Linked DNA regions of Homo sapiens: region 2 is linked to region 1. A link is a loop called in an ENCODE intact Hi-C map of the cell type or tissue named here. Cell type or tissue: PC-3. All regions are shown on one strand. Each heading gives the region's core, and the rest is flanking DNA. Links, peaks and the distances in the headings are about the cores only.

The links. Hi-C counts contacts between places; a loop is a spot of excess contacts. Peaks named below come from ENCODE experiments on the same cell type or tissue, not always from the same donor. Only the 100,000 strongest peaks of a DNase experiment are listed, where the experiment ranks them.
Region 2: a loop joins it to region 1, with 2.0 times the contacts of the local background. A loop is called at or near these places in 1 of 110 quality-filtered maps.

Annotation. Positions count from the first base shown.
Region 1 is chr7:50,911,612-50,916,894 of GRCh38, forward strand. No RefSeq gene overlaps it. Among named protein-coding and RNA genes, the nearest start is that of GRB10, 130 kb to the left of the region's middle. RefSeq lists a silencer at 2,998-3,198. In PC-3, for the core only: no CTCF peak of the experiment used is centred there; a DNase peak (open chromatin) is centred at 3,020; H3K27ac peaks cover 2,244 bases.
Region 2 is chr7:50,834,888-50,840,170 of GRCh38, forward strand. No RefSeq gene overlaps it. Among named protein-coding and RNA genes, the nearest start is that of GRB10, 55 kb to the left of the region's middle. RefSeq lists an enhancer at 3,392-4,591. In PC-3, for the core only: no CTCF peak of the experiment used is centred there; DNase peaks (open chromatin) are centred at 3,294 and 4,304; H3K27ac peaks cover 3,333 bases.

The DNA of each region.
Region 1 (5,283 bases), core at 545-4,544:
AATTTGATAAAAGAAGTCCTTCATCTTTTTCTCTTTTTAAAGATCAATAAGCACATGAAAAGATGCTTGACATCACATGTCATTAGGGAACTGTACATTAAAACAATAATGAGGCCAGGCATGGTGGTTCACACCTGTAATCCCAGCACTTTGGGAGGCCGAGGCAGACGGACCACCTGAGGTCAAGAGATCAAGACCAGCCTGACCAACATGGTGAAACCCTATCTGTACTAAAAATACAAAAATTAGCTGGGTGTGGTGGCACATGTCTGTAATCTCAGCTACCTGGGAGGCTGAGTCAAAAGAATCGCTTGAACCTGAGAGGTGAACGTTTCAGTGAGCCAAGATTGCACCACTGCACTCCAGCCTGGGTAACAGAGTGAGACTCTGTCTCAAAAAACAAACAAACAGACAAAGAAACACACACACAAAAAAAATAATGAGAAACCGTTACACATCTACTGAATCCCAAACACTGACAACAGAAAATGCTGGCAAAAATGTGAAGCAACAGGAATTCTCATTCATTGCGTGCTGGAATGCACAAGGGTACAGCCATTTTGGCAGACAGTTTGGCAGTTTCTTACAAAACCATTAGATCCAGCAATTGTGTTCCTTGGTATTTACTCAAATGAACTGAAAACTTAGGTCTACACAAAAATCTGCATGTGGATGTTTATAGTAGCTTTATTCATAACTGCCAAACCTTGGAAGTAAACAAGATCTATTTTAATAAGTGAGTGAATAAACTGTGCTACATTCAGAAAATGGAATATTATTCAGCACTAAAAAGAAATGAACCATCAAGCCATGAAAAGACAGAGGAAACTTAAATGTATATGACTAAGTGAAAGGAACCAACCTAAAAAAGCCAAATGCTGTATGATTCCACCAAATGATATCCTGAAAAAGGCAAACTATGGAGTCGGTAAAGGGATCAGGGGTTGCCAGGAGTTGGGGGTGTAAAACGATAGATAGGTAGAGCACCCAGGACTTCAGGTGAGTGGAATGATTCTGTATGATACTACAGTGGTGGATACATGTCATTATACTTTGTTAAAATCATAGAATTTCCAACATCGAGAGTGAATCTCAATGTAAACTATGGACTCTGAGTGATAATGATGCATCCATTGTTACAAATGTCCCATTCTCAAGGGGATGCTGACGACAGGGGTGTCTGTGTTTGGGTGGGGGAAGGAAGGTGTGGGAATTCTATTTTCTGCTCAGTTTTGCTGTGAATCTAAAACTGCTCTAAAAGATAAAGTCTTAATTTACAAAACAACATATTTTTAAAAGAGTTGTGGAGTATAATTAAGCAAGGTAACATAATCCCATGAAAAATGCTAGTAATTCTGAAAACTAACTTTGTGCACCATTTAGAGCAGAAATCATCTGCAACGTTCATATCAATGTGAAGGATAAAAAGTTGAAAAAAAAATCCGGGCTAAAGACATGGTCCTAGAGAATTCATGTTTATGTTTTTCAGTTATTCACCCTGGGAGTATGCATTTTCAACCCATTTTTAATCCATATAGCTGACTCATTTCCCAAGCCATTCTTCCCAACCTTGCCTATAGAGATATGATATCCTTGTTCCAAAGTCTTGTTGGAATCCAAGTATACAGACTATTTACCAGTCTAGGAATTGTATCAAAAAGTCCTGAGGCTTCTCTGCGCTTTCTTAGTGAAGCTGCGTGGGGTTGCTAATGGTCACCACCTTGTTTTCTACGTTTAGGTTAGCTCAGCAAATGTTTGAGTGCTGTTATATGTAAGTCATTGTGGTCATCACCAGGAAGACAAAATAATCTCAAGGGATTTCGAGTCTATTGAGTACATAAACGATCCTTAGGAAATTAGTTTTGGAATCTTGATCAGATGAACTTTACAATCCCAAGCCCCTGTGTAGAAGTTCCTTCCCCTTTCTTTTTGTTAGTGTTGAGAATGTGTATTCCAGAGCTTCTCATCCCACACATCATTTTGTACCTCCAGTTCCTCAGGCTGTACCAACAGGCTCAAGGATCTTTTAGAGGTGCCCTGCCCAGATGACTTGCTCACCTTCCCTTTATCTCTGGACTTGATTTGAATTTCCCCTTTTTTTTATTTATACCCAGTTTAAAAATCTGAGTCACTGACTGAGAAGTTGGGCAGGGAAGAGAGGCAGAACAGCTTCCTTCTCCATCATTTATTCACACCTTCAAGCCCAGCCCATCAACTTGCCCATCCTATTCCTTTTTCTTGTTTTAAACATAACTGAAAACACATCCCACCCAACTATCCTAAATATATTTCTGAGCATCAGTTTCTTTTTGGCTTTAGAATTTCTGATAACACTTTTCTGTGTCTTTGTCCTTTAGAGAAGAAAACATACCAGAATAGAGATGTGGATTCTGTTCTTGGCTATGCTATTTATTTGCTGTGTGAATTTGTAAAATTACTTAGTGTTTTTGACCCTCAGCCTCCTTCTCTGTAATGCGGGTATCATAATAACTATGCTGCCTATATGGTGGCATTAGCTTGAGGGTCAAAACCAGGGTCCACAGATGTTAAAATGTCCACTGAAAACAATGAGGTATTCCCGAAAGGTTACGTGTTATTTTGGTAGACTACTTACTATTGTTTGAATTTTAAAGCTTAGAAATTGATATTCACCGCAGCATGGCACATGAATAAAAGAGTCTGAATCTAATTAAAAGGTAATGTTCCGCTATTCAGATTCTTCTGCCTCGCATATCAGAAAGGCAGGTTTCTCCACTGGCATTCTTGGCTCAACTTTGAGAGCTGTGTTTATGCTGAGCTTCACTGGGGACAATCTCAAAGACACAATATCATGGGAATTGAATTGAATCACTGGAAAATATGATGTTAGGAAAACCAGGCAAGAACAACTTTCCAGTTTTATTTGCTCCACTTTTGCCCCTTTGATGAAGTGAGTCAGAAATTGGTAAATAGAAAGTTCGTTGCTCTTTTATGTGGAAATAGCATACTGAGTAACATCACAGGTCTCTTATGCATAGCATTTAAAAGCATCTTCTCTCTCTCTGTCTTTCGAACTGAAGGCCAAGGGAAGGGTTTGCTGTGTCATCTCTTCATCAGGTGTGGCGTTCCCAGATAAGACCAGACCACACTCCCAAGCTGAACTGAGGCCTAAAACAACAAGCTCATTGTTGCTGTGATTTTGTCTCATTCCCTTGGCAAGTTAAGTTCTCAACTATTTCAGATAATTCCTTTGGTTGGTTGATCTTTGTTTTACCTGTAATAGCATCTTTATCAGAATAATTCCACAGGTCTCCTCCTAGTTTAATCTATCTAATAATTTCCACCTACATAGCACTCTTTCACTACATTTCTGGAGGTGTGGCTTCTGTTTATTTTGTCATGTATGTACAATAGTCCATCACCAACAGCAAAAGTAAGTTAGTCAAAAACCTGATGGGGAGAGAATTTGCAACTGACATGCTTAAACTCCAGAGAAAACAGACGAGGAGTCCTCATAAATATTAATTATGTGCAGTAAAAAATCAGAATGCTGAAAGGGATGATAAATGATACTTCCCATCTTAAATGGATAACAAACAGTTCTGTAAAATTACTTTCTCAAGATTCCTTACTTGCCAGAGATGCTAGAAACACTGCCCCAGGAATTCCAATGAGATGGTTTGTCCACATTTTTGCTCTGATACAGGTAATATGCGTAGTAAGAGGCATTTTCATCTATGTGTGGGGTCCCCCATCAAAATATTCAATATTTTTCTGGTGTTATGAATCAGAATTTTTGCTTCCTGTTTCTTGGGTCCCATCTGAGGGCCTGGTACTTGGATATTTGATATGGGAACAGCCTTAAGTGTTTTCTAACAACCTCAGCATTGGTGACCAGGTAGGTACTTATCCGGTTCCATCTCCTGGAGGTGACAGTGTGGCATCCATGCTCAGACCATCTGAGTTCTAGTCCTAAGAACTCCACCAACCTATGCTTCCTTAGCCAAGTGACCAAGTGTACTCTAGAAGGCTTAGTTTTCCTGTCAGTAAAACGGAGGCAATCGCAGCAAGCATTTCCTGTCCTTGTTTCGAGGGCTGATGGAGATGGCGAGTGTGAAATGCACAGCAGGGCCCTGCACAGAGCAAGGGTGAACATACATCGTTATTCCTAACAAGCACCAGCATCTCCTCTTGGCTCTGTCAGACAACTTGGTGGCAAAACATGTGTTCTTGGCACCTTATGCACACATTTCAGTTTTGCATCCAAGAACTATGTTTCCTTGCACTTATTTGTACCAAGCTCTTCCAAGCTTTGTCTGAAAAGCCTCTTGCCATCACACCATTGCTCTTAGCTCCCAGCCCCAGTTCCCTTTTCCTGATTGTTCTCTGGACCTGTGAATCATTTCACACAAATTGGTCCCAAAATTCTGGCACTTACCAAAAAGTTATATGGAAATATGTCCCTATGCATTGACATTTCTTAGATAGGAAGTTCTATATTTGTGTTTCTTTTTTCTTTCCCAAATAAGGTTAGATTCTTTCAGCTATTTGTAATAGAAAACTTCAACTCAACTTGTTTAAACAATAAGGAATTTATTATCTTATATGACAAGAGATCTGAAGATAAAAGGGCCTCAGAGTTAGCTAATTCAGAGACTTAATGACATAATCAAAGATCCTTGATTTTGAAACTTGCTTACGGGTACCCTTCAGCCCTGAATGTTGCTACAATTCCACTCTTTCCCATGCACCATTAGGGACACACAAGCAGCTAAATGGTCTCACAATCTCCCAAGACAATTGTGATTCCATCCTCTGGGATGTCTTTGTTTTCATACCCTCCTTCCTGGGACCCTGTTCACAAGTCTATGCATCTGTAGCAATGTATCTGAATTATTAAATTGTTCATCTTGTTGGTTCTATAGTGATCCTTCTGAGGTCATAAGCCATGTCCTATTCGTAGGTAAAATCACTAGTCCCTTGTAAAATACAAAGTGCAGGCCAAGTGCTCCATACATTCTTTTTCTTTTCTTTTCTTTTCTTTTTTTCTTTTGAGATGGTATCTCGCTCTGTCGCCCAGTCTGGAGTGCAGTGGCTGGATCTCCACTCACTGCAACCTCCACCTCCCAGGTTCAAGTGATTCTCCTGCCTCAGCCTCCCTAGTAGATGGGATTATAGGAGCCCGCCCCCACACCCAGCTAATTTTTGTGTCTGTAGTAGAGACGAGGTTTCACCATGTTGGCCAGGCTGGTCTCGAACTCCTGACCTCAAGTGTTCTGCCCGCCTTGGCCTCCCAAAGTGCTG
Region 2 (5,283 bases), core at 867-4,866, 76 kb before region 1:
CAGGGCTTCCGTTCTGACCATATGGACACAGTCAGAAAATAGGGAAGTGCAGATTCCAAAAGAGTAAAGAGGATTCAAATCAGTAATGATAGAGAGTGGAAGAAGAAGTCCAGATAAAGAGATTCTGCCAAAGCCATGGAATAAAAATGAGGCTTTTGCTCATGCCGGGTACATCTCCACATTCTGGAAAAAACATGGCATGGTGTGTGTAACGTCCAGTGATGAGGGACTGAGAGAACAATCTGGAGTTGCGGTGGTGGAGAGGAGCGGAGTGTGACATGGTGGTTGAGAGGAGAAAACCAGGGCTGATAGGATTAAGCAGTAGAATCAAGGCCACAGGAATAAAATTGGAGCAAAGATATTCACAACTCCATTCACTCACAATTACAACCCTATAGCTGAGTCATGTTGATATGAGATTTTATCTCTTTTGGGGCATTAGAGCCAGGCTGCTGCTCAGAAATCCAAATTCTCCAGCATTGGCATCAAGGTGCCTGGGTTTGTTTGCTCTGGTCGCCATAACAAAGCACCACAGCTGGGGGACTTCAACCACAGAAATGTATTGTCCTGCAGTCCTGGAGGCTGGAAATCCAAGATCAAGGTGCAGGCAGGATTGGTTTCTCCTGAGGCCTCTCTCCTTGGCTTGCCTTCTGTCTGTGTCCTCGTATGGTCTTCCTTCTGAGTGTGTCTGTGTCCCAACCTCTCTCTTTATGAGGACACCAGTCAGATTGGGTTAAGGCCCACCCTAATGGCCTCATGTTACCATAATTCAATCACATTCTGAGGTCTTGGGGATTAGGACTCCAACATATGAATTTTGGGGGACACAATTTAGCCTTTAACAGTGACCTCAAGACCCTGTGGGTGAACTGATGCCCCACCTCCCAGTGCTTATTCAGAATGCTCACACCGTCATGATCCATGATCATTCTTCCCTGCGCGGGAGATCAGAGCCTAGAACTGAGATCTCTGATAACGTCTCTCCATTGCTGGAAGAGTTCATTGGGCTGTGACTGACCCTCCAGACCTCTAGGAATCAGCCAGCAGGTGACACATGTTGTCCTGACCTTCAGTGAATGCTGCCTGAAGGATGGGGGGTAGGAACAATAGAAGTCTCCCTTTCTCCCTCCACATACACTCAAAAATTGAGCATCTCAAAGGGAAGGGCCAGGCTATCCTCGACTGGGTGGGAGTTTAAGCCATCACAGCCATGTTCCTCCAACCTGACCTCGTTCTCTCCTACCTCACCCCAAATAATCCAGCAAGAGGTGAATCTAGGTGCTTCTCCTTGTGTCTGCTCATGCCTTGTAAGTAAGGGAAGAATGACAGTGACATGCTGCCATGCTTTCAGGCACATTTTTAATGGGTTCAAGTTTCCACTCATCAGTGGCTTCATCTTTATCCTGTGGCCAGCTCCCTGAGGTAGGGCTTAGCCTAGCCTGTGACCAAATGGGTCATCTTGAGTCTATCAGCTCCTGAGGTCTAAGCTGAAAACTTATATGTGAAGTCCCATTGGCTTTCAAGGGAGGCCGAACTTCTATGATCAAGTTAATCATTCGCTTTGCCTTGTTTCAGACCAGTGAGACCCCAAGAGGACAAGACGGTCAAGAGGTGGAATTTGCATACCAAAATCCACCCTGAATCATCAACTGTTCTGTGGTGATTATTTTATAGGTTTTTGTGAAGATTAAATCAGATGGCATATGTCAGGTGCCTGGAATGTGCTGAAGCTGGCACAAGATACATGTTCAAATTCCCTCCATCCCATCTAAGGACACGTACCTGTGGTGAACCATAGACCCTGGTCACAGCTTTGCTTAGGGACAGGTCTGTCCAGCACCAGGAGGTTCAAGCTCAGAGAAAGAGAAGGGAGTTGGCCTAGAAATCCCAGCAGTGATTGACAGGAGAGACCCCCTGGTGGGTGGGACTCCATCACATGTGCCAGTTTCCAGGTGTCTGTGGCAGAAGGCACAGAAGGAACCCACAGATGGGGTAAGAGTGCTGGCTCCCTCCCACCCTTGTTCATGTCTATCTAGGCTGTTCTCTGCACAGCAACCTGAGTGGGCCTGTTATGTGTAGCATGTCCCTTGTCCACTAAAAACTCTCTGATGATTTCCCTTTATCCTGAGTGGAAACCAAAGTCTTTACAATGGCTCGTAAGTCTCTCCTTGATCTTACACCCCTTGATCTCTCTGACTCCATCTCCTATCCCTCTCTGCATTGCTATGCCTGCATATGCCAGGTAGGTGCCCACAACTTGGCCTCTACATGTACTCTTTCCTCATCCTCTAACTTCCCACATGGATGATGGCATGGTCACCCCCTTCCTGCCCTGGTCTCCACTCAGATGCCACCTTCTCAGTAGCCCTCCCTCGCCATTTTCTGCTTTATTATTTTTTTTTATCATGGCACTTATCCTCAGCTAACCTGGAATCATCAACTGTATAGAGCTAACACACTCTATATATTACTCATATATCTCTTGCTCATTTTGTTTCTGTGATTTCTTCTGCCTTGAAAATAAACTCCATGAGGGTAGGAATATTTGACCTTTTGTCTACTTTTAGTGCTGTATCCCCAGTAGTCCTGGCACATAGTCAGCAAACAAAAATTGAATGAATGAAATAAATGAATGTCCTGAGAAGAGAGAGGCTACCATCCCCAACCTGCCCTATTAGCCCGTCCAGCTGCAGATGGAAAGACCTCAAGTCTAACTGCAGCCAAGCTCATTGCAACCAAGTAGGTGCAGGTTATACAAGCCCCATACCTGTGCTAAATGGTCTGTATGACAGCAGGAAGCAGAACCCGGGCAAAAGTAACAGGAGCTATTTACTGGAAAACTGTAAAAGTAATCATCATATGAATGAGGTATCAGGAAACTAACAATTCAATGTATGCTCATGGACCAGGGTTGGGAATAAATGAAAGAAATAGAAGGCCTGCCAGAGATCCCCGAGCACACGTTTAAAAGAAAGAAACTGCAAAATTGAATGTGGTGATATCATAGAAGTAAGACCATAAAAGACTATAAAAACATAACCTCACTGTGGGTTATAAGATTCTTGGACATCATTAAAAAGAACCATGAAAATGGAGCTACTTGGTAGGGATCCAGTTGGAATAAGAACTAAAGTGGTCTCCCTCTGCCTCGATGTCTGTGACCAGAGGCGGTCTCTCTGAATGGAGTATGTGCAGCGGATGTGAGTGAGTGCGTGTGAAGAAAATTTCCCAACAGCTCATTCAGTGCACGGGGAAGACAGTTCCATGAAGGCAAGGCCTGAGTGTCTCTTTTGACTGCTTTGTTCCCATTGTCGGCTCAAAGCCGGACGTGTCACTGACGCTTAGTCAATGTTTATAGAATGAGTTCATACTGAAAATCAGACTTCATTGCCATCGGTGCCTTCTTTCCTGAGCTGTTTCTCAAGGGCTCCAATATGGAGAATTCTTCCTGGCTCCTTTGACATTCTAAGAAGTACGTGTGTGTGCCTGTGTGTGTGCACATGCAAGAGTCTGGAGTTCATTTTAGGGCCAAGAGCCTGGTGTCCAAGCATCTAGGTTGGTCTCTTGGCTGGTTGGTTGTACTTTGCCTCCACAGCCAGCTTTTGTCAGTGAGAGAAAAATGGCACAGGAGCCAAGAGTTAGGTTCAAATTTCAGTTCAGCGGGGTCCTCTCTGTGTGACCTCAGACAAGTTACTGCATTTCTCTGGGACTCCATTTCCTTACCCATAATGGAGAAGTGAGGGTTCTTCTCTCGTAGGGCTGAGCTTGGGATTGAGTGAGGCAATCCAGGTAAAGTACTTAGGCATGTGCTTGGCACTTGAGAAGTGCTCGCTAAGGGGTTCATTCTTATGTTCCCTGTGAAGAAGGCAAAGGAGAGGTTATATAAGATGAGTCCACTAGCTCCTCTGTGCAGGCAGAGCAGAGAAGGAAGAGATGAGACTTGTCTTACAGGTGGAACTTGGAGTGGGTCAGGATTTGATGTCTTCTGGGAACAGGAAGACCGTATGAAGTTACTTCCAAACACATCAGACACTAAAGGAATGAGCCAAGACCAAGTCTATCAGAGACAGCCCGCTTTCAAATAGGGAAGGATGGGTAAGTTGAAGGAGCCCGACATACGCACCAGGGTCTAGGTGATAAGAGTTCAGAGTTCAGGTGGAAATAGAGCCAAGAAGCAGCCAGTTTTAGAACGGAAGGGAGGTGGGTGGAGGGGCTGGGCCTGAGCTGTTGCCTCGAATGCCGTCACCTACTGGCTCCTGGCGGGCTTGTGCTTGAGTCAGAATTACTTAAAAGGTCAGGGACAGGGCACACAATAAAATAAAACAGCAAGGCAGCCCAAGGAACTCTCTGGTGAGCTCAGATTTAAATAGCACATGAATAAAACGGAGAGAAATGGCATCATATTCTCTGGGGAATAGGAGAGGCATGTGAGTTTATGACAATAGCACTAGGAAGACTAAGGCCTGATGTGTACTGGGGTTACAGAAACTCCTAAGGCAACAAAAAGAGCTAGGAGAGAAGAACAAGGATGAAGCAGGTCTGTGGCTTGTGGCCTGTAGGGCAATCAGGACAGATGGCGAAAATGACACACACACAAAAACCAGATGACAACAACAACAACAACAAATAAGACAACTCTTTCGCCGTAAGTCAAGCAGAACATTCCAGCACCATGGTGTGGGGAAGATGAATCCCATGGAAGAACGAGCAGGTCAGGGAGAACCTTCCTCCAAAGCAGCTGCTCTCAGGATGCATCCTTGTGATGAGTTTTGTGGGACCTGCATGGAATTGCAAGTTTAAAGTGGAAACCAAATATTTTAAAATCCACATGTTTCTTCTTTTAAAACAAAAACAAAAGAACCCTGGCATTTCTGGTGTTTCTTGCAAAGTTAGGCAATTTGGCAATGTTGGGCACTTCTTCCTGGATGGCAAAATCGGATGGGTGCCGCTAACTTTCAATGGGTGTCACCAGTTCCTCACTGTCTCCCTCCCACCCACCACCCATGCTTGGGTCCTATAGACATCTGAGTTTGGGATCCCTGATATAAGTGCTCTAAATCCATCCAAGTCTCCTGACATAATCCCCAGGGACTGAGAGACCTTGAAATTGACAACATTGAACTTCTGTGGATGATCTGGAAGGAATCCTAGAGAACCTAAGTGGTGCTATGAAACTGAAAATGAACAGTATCATTGCAATTCTCAAAAACAACAAAGAGAGAGAGATTCTATGGAGAAGATGGAGAGATGCTCTGAGCAGAAATATGATCAGGTAGATTTTTA